Linked DNA regions of Homo sapiens: region 1 is linked to region 2. Evidence: read pairs that join two places in POLR2A ChIA-PET (ENCODE). Cell type or tissue: A673. All regions are shown on one strand. Region 1 has its middle 140 kb from the start of ANK2-AS1. Region 2 has its middle 120 kb from the start of MIR302CHG.

Evidence for each region. ChIA-PET counts read pairs that join two places held together with the same protein. Peaks named below come from ENCODE experiments on the same cell type or tissue, not always from the same donor. Only the 100,000 strongest peaks of a DNase experiment are listed, where the experiment ranks them.
Region 1: POLR2A ChIA-PET joins it to region 2 with 5 read pairs; 2 of 35 experiments call an interaction of 5 or more read pairs at or near these places.

Annotation. Positions count from the first base shown.
Region 1 is chr4:112,906,539-112,911,538 of GRCh38, forward strand. It overlaps a transcript of ANK2 not described here. Among named protein-coding and RNA genes, the nearest start is that of ANK2-AS1, 140 kb to the right of the region's middle. In A673, a CTCF peak has its summit at 3,998 (motif pointing right); DNase peaks (open chromatin) are centred at 2,163, 3,803 and 4,073; H3K4me3 peaks cover 919 bases; H3K27ac peaks cover 1,001 bases.
Region 2 is chr4:112,763,648-112,768,647 of GRCh38, forward strand. It overlaps a transcript of ANK2 not described here. Among named protein-coding and RNA genes, the nearest start is that of MIR302CHG, 120 kb to the left of the region's middle. In A673, CTCF peaks have their summits at 2,154 (motif pointing left) and 2,972 (motif pointing right); DNase peaks (open chromatin) are centred at 2,144 and 2,994.

The sequences.
Region 1 (5,000 bases), 140 kb after region 2:
GGAAGTGATGGAGGAGGTGGTCTAGGAAGAGGGATTACCTATAGCCAGTGGGAAGGACAACATGCACATCAACACAGCTAAGGCAATCTCTGTAGGATGCGTGCAGATACAGATAGGTTTGTAGATTTGGTAGGGAAAATTGAAGGGGATGTCAAGAAAAATTTGTATTTTCTCTGTGAAGAAGATGTGGCCAGAGTAGTTAATGAGGATTTGAGGAAAAGGGCAAGGATTGAAGTATCGTTTGTGGAGAATGAGAGAGAGAGAGAGGTCAATATTAGATTAGGCAAGTATTGATGACTGGGAATTTGTAGTATCATCAAACTCCTTAAATTTATAAGTGTATTATGTACATGAATATTACTCTCTAAAAATCAGAAATCAGGGATCATCTGTTTTGAGGGAAGGTATAAGAAAGATTTGACTCTTCTTTTCTTAGGTCCTCAGTTTTGGTATGTGTCCTAATAAGAGCATTTTCATGGCAAAATTTAAGAACACTTTTTGACCTTGAAGAAAGGATTACTTTAACACTACAAAATATATGTCCTTTTTGCCATGACTGAAGAGAGCCTGCTGTCCTTACTCAGGTGTCCTTAGGTAGGCACATTCTTTCTGCTCTGCTAAGCATTCTTTGGACAGTAGAGTTAGACTGAAAGTGTTAAACAGGCCCTGAAGATGAAAGACTTCAGTTTGCTGACTTTGAATTATAAGAAGGTTAATATGTCCATTTAACTAGAAACTCTAAATTTCTGTGTCCCATTTGACTTTTAGGAGTGTTTACTTGAGGGCATAGAGCTCTTTGTAAGACTGAAGGGATCTTTTAGTTCAGGTACTTAAATTTTTTTCTTTGTTAGCTGCAAAACCATTTTGAAAAATAAAATCTGGCATTAGCAAAGAGAACTATTCTGATTACAGTGGGCATGCAGGATGTGGAACCCACCCACTTATCCCTCTTCTTTCCCCTCCTCCTCATCCTACTTTCAGGAAGTTCCCCTGAGACATCCTCATTGAATCTGGTGGCTCCATTGAACATTGTTTGAAAAGTACAATTCTAGGTGATCACAACTATATTGAATTTCATCAAAACATGAAATTCTTAAGATAAATTAACTGTTGTTTGAGGATAATTTTTTTCTTTACAATTAAAATAGGCAGGTTAGTATCTACTTTAACCTAAAGTATAAATTCTTACCTTATATTGATAATTTTAGTGATAGTATATACTAATTTTATCAAGGAAGCTCAGCAAAAATCACTGCTAAATATATTACAAATCTGGGATTTGAAAAGCCAAGCCCTTCTTTTAATTAATTTTGCTGACCAGGATTACCAAAGTTCGTTAATGTGGAGCCCTTCACTAAGCTCATGAGTAGAACTGTTCTTCGTTATCCTCAAAGGATAGACATATGACTGTGGCAGAGAGGATTAACTGCCCTGACATTGAGCAGCCATGAAAGCATGTAGTATGAGTTACCAGGATGTTGCTTTTCCATTAGGGTATGACTTTGCCTAGGGCTGAAAACATCCATAAAGATGGGATAGAAGTTTTCAAGAAAACCATACTTTTATGTTGGAAAGCAAAGTATTGATAAGGTAGAAAAGCCAATATAAGAAATGGTTAAAAGAGGGTTAAACTGGAGTATGAAGAACTTGCTAACAGAGTTATAAAGACAAATTAAAGAGGGCCGTTTAACTTGAGTTATTGTTAATAGTCAGCAATGCAATGAGGTGGATATTATAACTTGGTTTTACATTTGATGAAATGGAGGCTCATAGAGGTTAAGTAACTTGTCAAACTCATACTGCAAATCACCAGCAAATGTGGCAGAGCCAAAATTCAGATCCAGATCATTTTATTTTAAGACCAAAATGGGCTGGTGAAGTCAGACCAAACAAACAGACAGCTAGGATAAGATGTAGTTGAGACTGGAGAGACATAGCAAGAAAAGGGCTGGTCTTCAAAATCAGAGAGTGCTACTCAAGTCAAATACCTGCAATGGCTCACTGAGAAAAAAGTGGCTTTGAGAGTCCAATGAAGGTTTATATCCTTAGAACCTGCTTCCTGTTTAGTCACTTCCTCTCAACCTTCCCTCTAAAAACTATAATGATTAGAGGACTGTCTCTGCAGGGCTTAGGACTTATGCCACCAAAAGCTGTTAATATTGAGGTCAGATAGGAAGATCTCTGGCTGGCTGAGGACTCCCCATGGTTTTCCTGACTTTGTAAGTCTGGCGCATTGATTGGCTTTCATTCCAAAACTCATTTCCTGCTGAAGGTGAATCAGCTCAGTCTGGCCAGTGTCCCTGCCATCTTCTATTCTGCTGTAGAGCCCTGAACCACACATTAAGATCTGTACCTATGGCACATGAAATCTTGTTCTAGTTATACAGAAGAAAATCACAAAAGGAAATGAGAATAATTAAAAGGGTTAAATATGAAATCATATGGACCAGATATAAAATTTTGTCTCAAGTTTTTAAAAGTTATTTTCAAGGCCTAGGAGGACCACTGGGACGACTGGAAGAAAATAGCGAAGACTAAACTTTTTAGATACTGGGGAATAGAATACCTTGCATTAACGTGATTATTGATAATTGTATATTTCTGTTTGCATGTGATGCCAAAAATCTTTTGTATACTTCAGTGGTGTTAATTTCCCATCTACTTGTGTAAACTAGGTGTAATCTTTGAGCCATTTCCTGAAGTGATGGAATATTCACCCTTTGTTCTGGTCAATAATTGTAACATAATTTGCTTAAATTTAGATAACTGAAGCTTGGTATTTTCTGGAATTCTTTTTCCTGAAGAACATACATAATTGGGAGTAATGATAGAGTTAAGTTTGTTAATCTTAATCCATTTATTGTTTCTAACCATCAAATCAAATGGGAGATTTCTAGTCTCTCATCTAAACTTAATAGATATCTTATCCTTGTATTACTGTAACTGTATTTTATATGCAGTTCTTGTGACCACAGAAAATAATTCTCTTTTGTTTCCTACTATTTTTTTGTTTTGTTTTGTTTTGGGTTAAAATGGTTTATAATCTACATTAAAACTCTTTTCTGTCCTTATATGAAAAAAGATGAAAATGAAAACTCAATAAACCAAAGTAGCACGGATTTTTCTGAAAGAAAAGAACTGAATTTTGGGGAAAAAGTATTCACTCTGTGATGAGCGTTTCTGTACCCTACCTGGAACCAATTCCTTATTTTGTGGTCAGTCTATGTATAGCAGAGACTGTGTCGAAGGTATTGGTATCTGATAAAAGTGAACAAAGTTCTAATGAGCTCATTCATTTTTTTACTTTTTTCAAAGCAAAGATTTTTTTCTTCCTTTCCCACAATTTCTCCATTTAATTCATACACATTAATTGTAATTCTAGAAATGCTAGTAATTCTCTATTATAGTTACTATGATGGTCATAGAATTAATTAAGGTTACAACAGTAAAATTTGTGTTAATTATTATTAACCATATTCTTTAGTGTTAAAATTTTGCAAACAAATAAATAATAGAATAAGCATAAGTTTCTACAAACTTATATGAATCACAGTGATCTCCAATATCTGCGTTTACATGCTTAGAGGCAAAACATATAAAGAAACAGGAACTTAGCCTAATCAGTGAACTAAATCTGAAAATACGGATCTCACAGAAAAGATCATGCCCTCCTCAGCGTGAATCTGGCCCGCTTCATTTTGCTTTCCTCAGCTGGGGCTGTTCAGTGGTGCAAAGAAAACATTGTAAAATGCTTACGGCTTTTAGAAGTGCTTCTGAGTTCTTTAAATAATGGTAAGAGTTGCAAATCTTATAGGAAGGACCTGTCACAGAAAAGCTTTATTCAGTTGCACAGGGAATGGTGAACTCGTTACTGAGAGCTGCTCTAAAGAGAAACACTTATAAGAAAGGGGTACTGAAGTATTCATTATCGTAAAACTTAAAGAGAACAAATGTGTGTTTCATTGCACATCTAAACCTAATATCTGTAAAGGGGGTCTGTGGCAGCCAGCAGAGGGAGAAAGTGAAATTCTGCAGACGGATAAAAAGGAACTTTCAACACCCAGCTTATTTTTTTGGCAGAGATTCAATGCACTGGGAATTGTCCAGCAAAATGGGTTGCACTTGGCAGATCTGCAAATATGCATATTTCTGCTCAGTACCATCAGGCAAACATAGAGACTTCCAGAGGAACTAATTATCTTTTGTCTTTTTTACCTTAGAAAGAGGATAATATTTGGAAGACAACTATTAAGAGATTTTAGAGGCAATGTTTAAAAAAATGTTGAAAGAGAATTCTATATTTAGCCTTCTTTTAAAAAGTTTTTAATACCCATTTGTGCTCCCAAAATAATTTATCATAATTGGCAGAAGCTCAAACCATTTGGTTTATAATTTGAAGACTTTTGTTTATTATTTGCCTTTTTTTTTTTTTTTTTTTTAGATGGAGTCTCGCTCTGTCGACAGGCTGGAGTGCAGTGGCACGATCTCAGCTCACTGCAACGTCCGACTCCCGGGTTCAAGCAATTCTCCTGCCTCAGCCTCCCGAGTAGCTGGGATTCCAGGCATGAGCCACCATGCCCAGCTAATTTTTGTATTTTTAGTAGAGACTTTAGTAGAGACGGGGTTTCACCATGTTGGCCAAGATGGTGCTTTTTTTTTTTTTTTTTTTTTAGAGATGGTATATCTCGGCTGGGCGCAGTGGCTCATGCCTGTAATCTCAACACTTTGGGAGGCCGAGGCGGGCGGATCACGAGGTCAGGAGATATAGTTAACTAATCTAGTTAGCCATCCTGGCTAACACGGTGAAACCCCGTCTCTACTAAAAATACAAAAAATTAGCCGGGCGTGGTGGTTGGCACCTGTACTTCCTCATACTCCGGAGGCTGAGGCAGGAGAATGGCGTGAACCTGGGAGGCGGAGCGTGCAGTGAGCGGAGATCGAACCACTGCACTCCAGCCTGGGCAACAGAGCGATATATCTCACTATGTTGCCCAAGCTGG
Region 2 (5,000 bases):
CAACCTCTGTAGTAGCTGGGACTACAGGCGCCCGCCACGGGGCCCGACTAATTTTTTTGTATTTTTAGTAGAGACGGGGTTTCACTGTGGTCTTGATCTCCTGACCTCGTGATCCGCCCGCCTCGGCCTCCCAAAGTGCTGGGATTACAGGCGTGAGCTACCGTGCCCGACCATATGTAGCATTTTCATTGGCTTATTTGGGGAATGGTACCTCCTGGTTGTCCTATATCTCTCCTTGGATCTCTCACTCACATCTCTCTCACACTTAAAGTTTAACATAATTCCCACATATGTTCTTTCTGGCTTTTTGTTTTGAGAGGGAGTCTGGCTCTGTCGTCCAGGCTGGAGTGCAGTGGTGCCATCTTGGCTCACTGCAACCTCCGCCTCCCTGGTTCAAGCAATTCTCTGCCTCAGCCTCCTTAGTAGCTGGGATTGCAGGGGCCCGCCACCATGCCAGGCTAATTTTTTTGTATTTTTAGTAGAGACGGGGTTTCACCATCTTGGCCAGGCTGGTCTTGAACTCCTGACCTTGTGATCCGCCTGCATCGGCCTCCTAAAGTGTTGAGATTATAGGCATGAGCCACTGCGCCCGGCCCCCTCTGGCTTTCATGATTATTTTTCCTTCCACCATTTTTTCGTCCCATTGATCTCTTTTCTATTCGCTAATCTATCTTTCTGTTCTGATGCTCTCTGTATTTTTTTTTTGAGAAGAAGTTTCGTTCTTGTTGTCCAGGCTGGAACGCAATGGCCCGATCTCGGCTCATTGCAACCTCTGCCTCCTGGGTTCAAATGATTCTCCTGCCTCAGCCTCCCAAGTAGCTGGGATTATAGGTGCCCGCCACCAAGCCTGGCTAATTTTTGTATATTTAGTAGAGATGGGGTTTCACCATGTTGACCAGGCTGGTCTTGAACTTCTGACCTCAGGTGATCTACCCACCTCGGCCTCGGCCTCCCAAAGTGCTGGGATTACAGGTGTGAGCCACCGTACCTGGTCCAATTTCTTTGTATTATTTATTGCCTTTCCTTTGTATTTTGTAACTGGTCTCCTTGAAAAGTTATCTTTTTTTTTTTTTTTTTGAGACGGAGTTTCATTCTTTTTGCCCAGGCTGGAGTGCAATGGTACGATCTCAGCTCACCACAACCTCCACCTCCGGGGTTCAAGCGATTCTCCTGCCTCAGCCTCCCGAGTAGCTGGGATTACAGGCATGTGCCACCACCCTGGCTAATTTTGTATTTTTAGTAGAGACGGAGTTTCTCCATGTTGGTCAGGCTGGTCTTGAACTCCTGACCTCAGGTGATCCACCCACCTTGGCCTCCCAAAGTGCTGGGATTACAGGCGTGAGCCACCGTGCCCGGCAATGCTAGGTATTCTTTTAAGCACTTTATAAATATTAACTCAATCTTCTCAACAATGTATGAAGTAATTGTTATCTCTACTGATGAAATTGAGGTACTGAGATATTAAGCAGCTTGACATAATTGTTCATGCTGAATATACCTCTCAAAAAACATGAACATTTTTCTATGTAACTACATCAAAGAAAAGTGACAATTTCTTAATATCATCTAAGATCTAGTCTGTGTTTAAACATCCGCAATTGTCCCTAGAATGTCTTTACAGCTAAATTGTTCAAATCAGGATATAAGTAAAGTCCACACATTGCTTTTGGTTGTTTGCTTAGGCCTCTTTAATCTGAACAGTTCTCTTCCTCATCCCTTTTTTTATGACCTTTCCTTGACCTTGCCTTGTTGAGAGGGAGAACCAATTGCCTGCAGAACGTCCCCTTTTGAATTTGTAGGATCAAAGCTCTATTTCACTGTTAGCTTGTTTTAGCTCACTTCTGGCTATAGGTGGCCTCAAGCATTCTGTTTGTTTGTCCTTAATCATGTGATATTTTATAAGATTTCTTTCTACTCACTTAGCTCTTCTAAGTTCATTAAAACCCTTGCTTGCCTTTTACCTTATAATACTACATACCACTGTGTTCTGGAACAACTCCCCCCTCCCCCGCTTTTTTTTTTTTTTCCGTTCAGGACTTCTGACATGTCTTTTAGATAGTATATGTCTGAGAGCTCTAAAATTCCTAACTCTGTGTTGTCAGGGTCTGTCTTTCCCCCAACTTCACTGTTCTACATCAGCATAGTACTGCCACCTAGAGGAACTTCTGAAAATTTGTGACATTTTTCGTTTGTCACAGTGACAGTGACTGGGGGCTGTACTGGCATATATTGACCAGAGGCCACACTTGGAATCATCCTCAACAACTAAGAATTATCTTACCTAAAATGCTAATAGTGCCTAGGTTGGGAACACTATGTAGTCGATCCTAGTTAACTTACTCTCAGCATGACTGACACAATGTGATACACCAGCACGTAGTAGATGCTTAATAAATATTTGTTGCAGCTGGGCACAGTGGTTCATGCCTGTAATTCCAGCACTTTGGGAGGCTGAGGTGGGCAGATCCGAGGTCAGGAGTTCGAGACCAGCCTGGCCAATATGGTGAAACCCCATCTCTATTAAAAATACAAAAATTAGCCGGGCGTGGTGGTGCACGCCTGTAGTCCCAGCTACTTGGGAGGCTGAGGCTTGAACCTGGGAGGCGGAGGTTGCAGTGAGCCGAGATCGCACCACTGCACTCCAGCCTGGCCACAGAGCAAGACTCTGTCTCAAAAAAAAAAAAAATTTGTTGCATAAATGAATGCATTTTGAAATTTGACTTTTGTAAAGCAGACTATTTTGCCAGAAAAAAAAATTCACAAAAGTTAACTATTTTGTTAGAAATCCTTTAATTACAAGTGAGAAAAATTCAGCTTATACTGGATTATGTAATTGAAAAGTCCAGGGGTATCTGCCTTCAGAAATTGCTGGATCCTGAGGGTCAAGTGGTATTATCTATACTTAATCTCCTTTAATTTTTTGACTTTCTACTCTGGGTATTGACTTCACTTTCTGAAAGGCTTTCTCCTCAAGGTGGCGCCCAGCAGCTCAAGGCTTATATCCCTCTACCCTCAAGCCCAGCAGAAAAGATAATTCTCTTTACTCAACAGTTTAAACCCATACTTTAATCTTACCGGAGTTATTTGCAACATCTGTGCGTCTCTAAACCAATCATTGTGCCCTGATGAGATGGGGTACATTGGTGGGTCAGGCTGGATTGTGTCTTTTCCCTCACCCAAGACAGGAATTGAGTTAGCCCACCTGATCCAGATGCCTTTATCAGAAGAGGGAATGGATGCTGAGCAGGAAACAAACCACACACATTTCCACTGTACAAACCATCACTCTACAAAATATCACAAAAGTATCCATTCAGTCACTGTCACCTGTGCTAGGCACAGATTTTAAAAGTATAATTATGCAATGTAATTTTAATGTAATTTTACAGTATTGCTCATATATTTTGAATATCTTATGATGTAAAGCATCATCTCTTTCTTACCACAAAACTAGAAACTAAGGGATATTCCAAACAAAACTGAATCCTTTAATTAAATTCCACAGGTATTTCTTAAGGCCTACTTTTGTTATCAAATTCCTAGTAAAATAATTGCAGAGCAATTCAAGATAGTATGTATCAAAATGCTAAATTTAATCTGACTTCTAAAATGAGGGGCAGACAGTATGTTCTGCCAGTCGCGGTGGCTCACGCTTGTAATCCTAGAACTTTGGGAGGCTGAGGTGGGCAAATCACTTGAGGTCAGGAGTTCGAGACCAGCCTGGGCAACATGGTGAAACCCCGTCTCTACTAAAAATACAAACATTAGCCGGGTGTGGTGGCATGTGTCTGTAGTCCCAGCTACTCGGGAGGCTGAAGCAGGAGAATCGCTTGAATGCAGGAGATCAAGGTTGCAGTGAGCTGAGATTGTGTCACTGCACTCCAGCCTGGCACTGGGTGTCAGAGCGAGACCCTGTCTCAATAAATAAATAAATAAATAAATAAATAAATAATAAAACATGGTGCAGACAGTACCCTAGGCCCGCTAGGCTTTGCCTATGGGGAAAGTGAATGGGCAGCAGGAAATAATATTTATAGACAATGTTATCTCTCTGAATATATGTTATGAGTATGTAGCTGCTGTTGTTAAAAATTAAATGTCTATTAATAGTATTTTTGGCCACTGTTATTTAGCAGATACCAAGAGAAACTCATTTTTTAACTTAAAAAGGACTTAATTGCCTCAAAAAGGCTGGGATTTCTGATTCAGGCAATCAAATATTCTTGTTACAGAGATACCTTTTCCCATCTCTCTCATCCTCTCCCAAGTCTGAAATACCTCCCTCTGCCTTTTACTGGAAAAAATCAGAGGAAGAAGAGAGTATGGCTAGAAAGGCAGGTGAAGGAGAAAACAAAGGGAGAAGGAGACAGGGAGAGGGAAAAGAAGAAGAAATATAGGAAGACGAAGTTGATATGCAAGATTTGTTGAGTGGCTGTTGTTTAACAGGAAAGGTCATGTGGGCATGAGGGGGTGTTTCACTTTATATATTGTCCTTTATGTTTACATTGATATTACTCCATAATCAATAGTCAAATACATTTCAGTCCTCATCCCAACTGAACTCAGAAGCATTTGGTACTATTGTTCATGCTTTCTTTCTTGGAATTGTCTTTTTCATTTTTTTGAGATAAGGTCTCACTCTGTCACCCAGGCTGGAGTGCAGTGGCACTATCTTGGCTCACTACAACCTCTGTCTCCTGGGCTCAAGAGATCTTCCCATCTCAGCCTCCCAAGTAGCTGGGACTACAGGCTCATGCCACCATGCCCAGTTAATTTTTGTATTTTTTGTAGCGATGGAGTTTCACCATGTTGCCCAGGCTGATCTCACACTTCTGGGCTCAAGCAATCCGCCCACCGAGGCCTCCCAAAATGGTAGGACTACAGGCATGAGCCACCGCACCCGGCTTTTTCATTATATGTTGTAATTTTATTTTCTCCTGTAGCAGGAGAGAATACCTGTTTTTCTACTTACTCTTTAAATGGTGTTTCCCAAAGTTCCT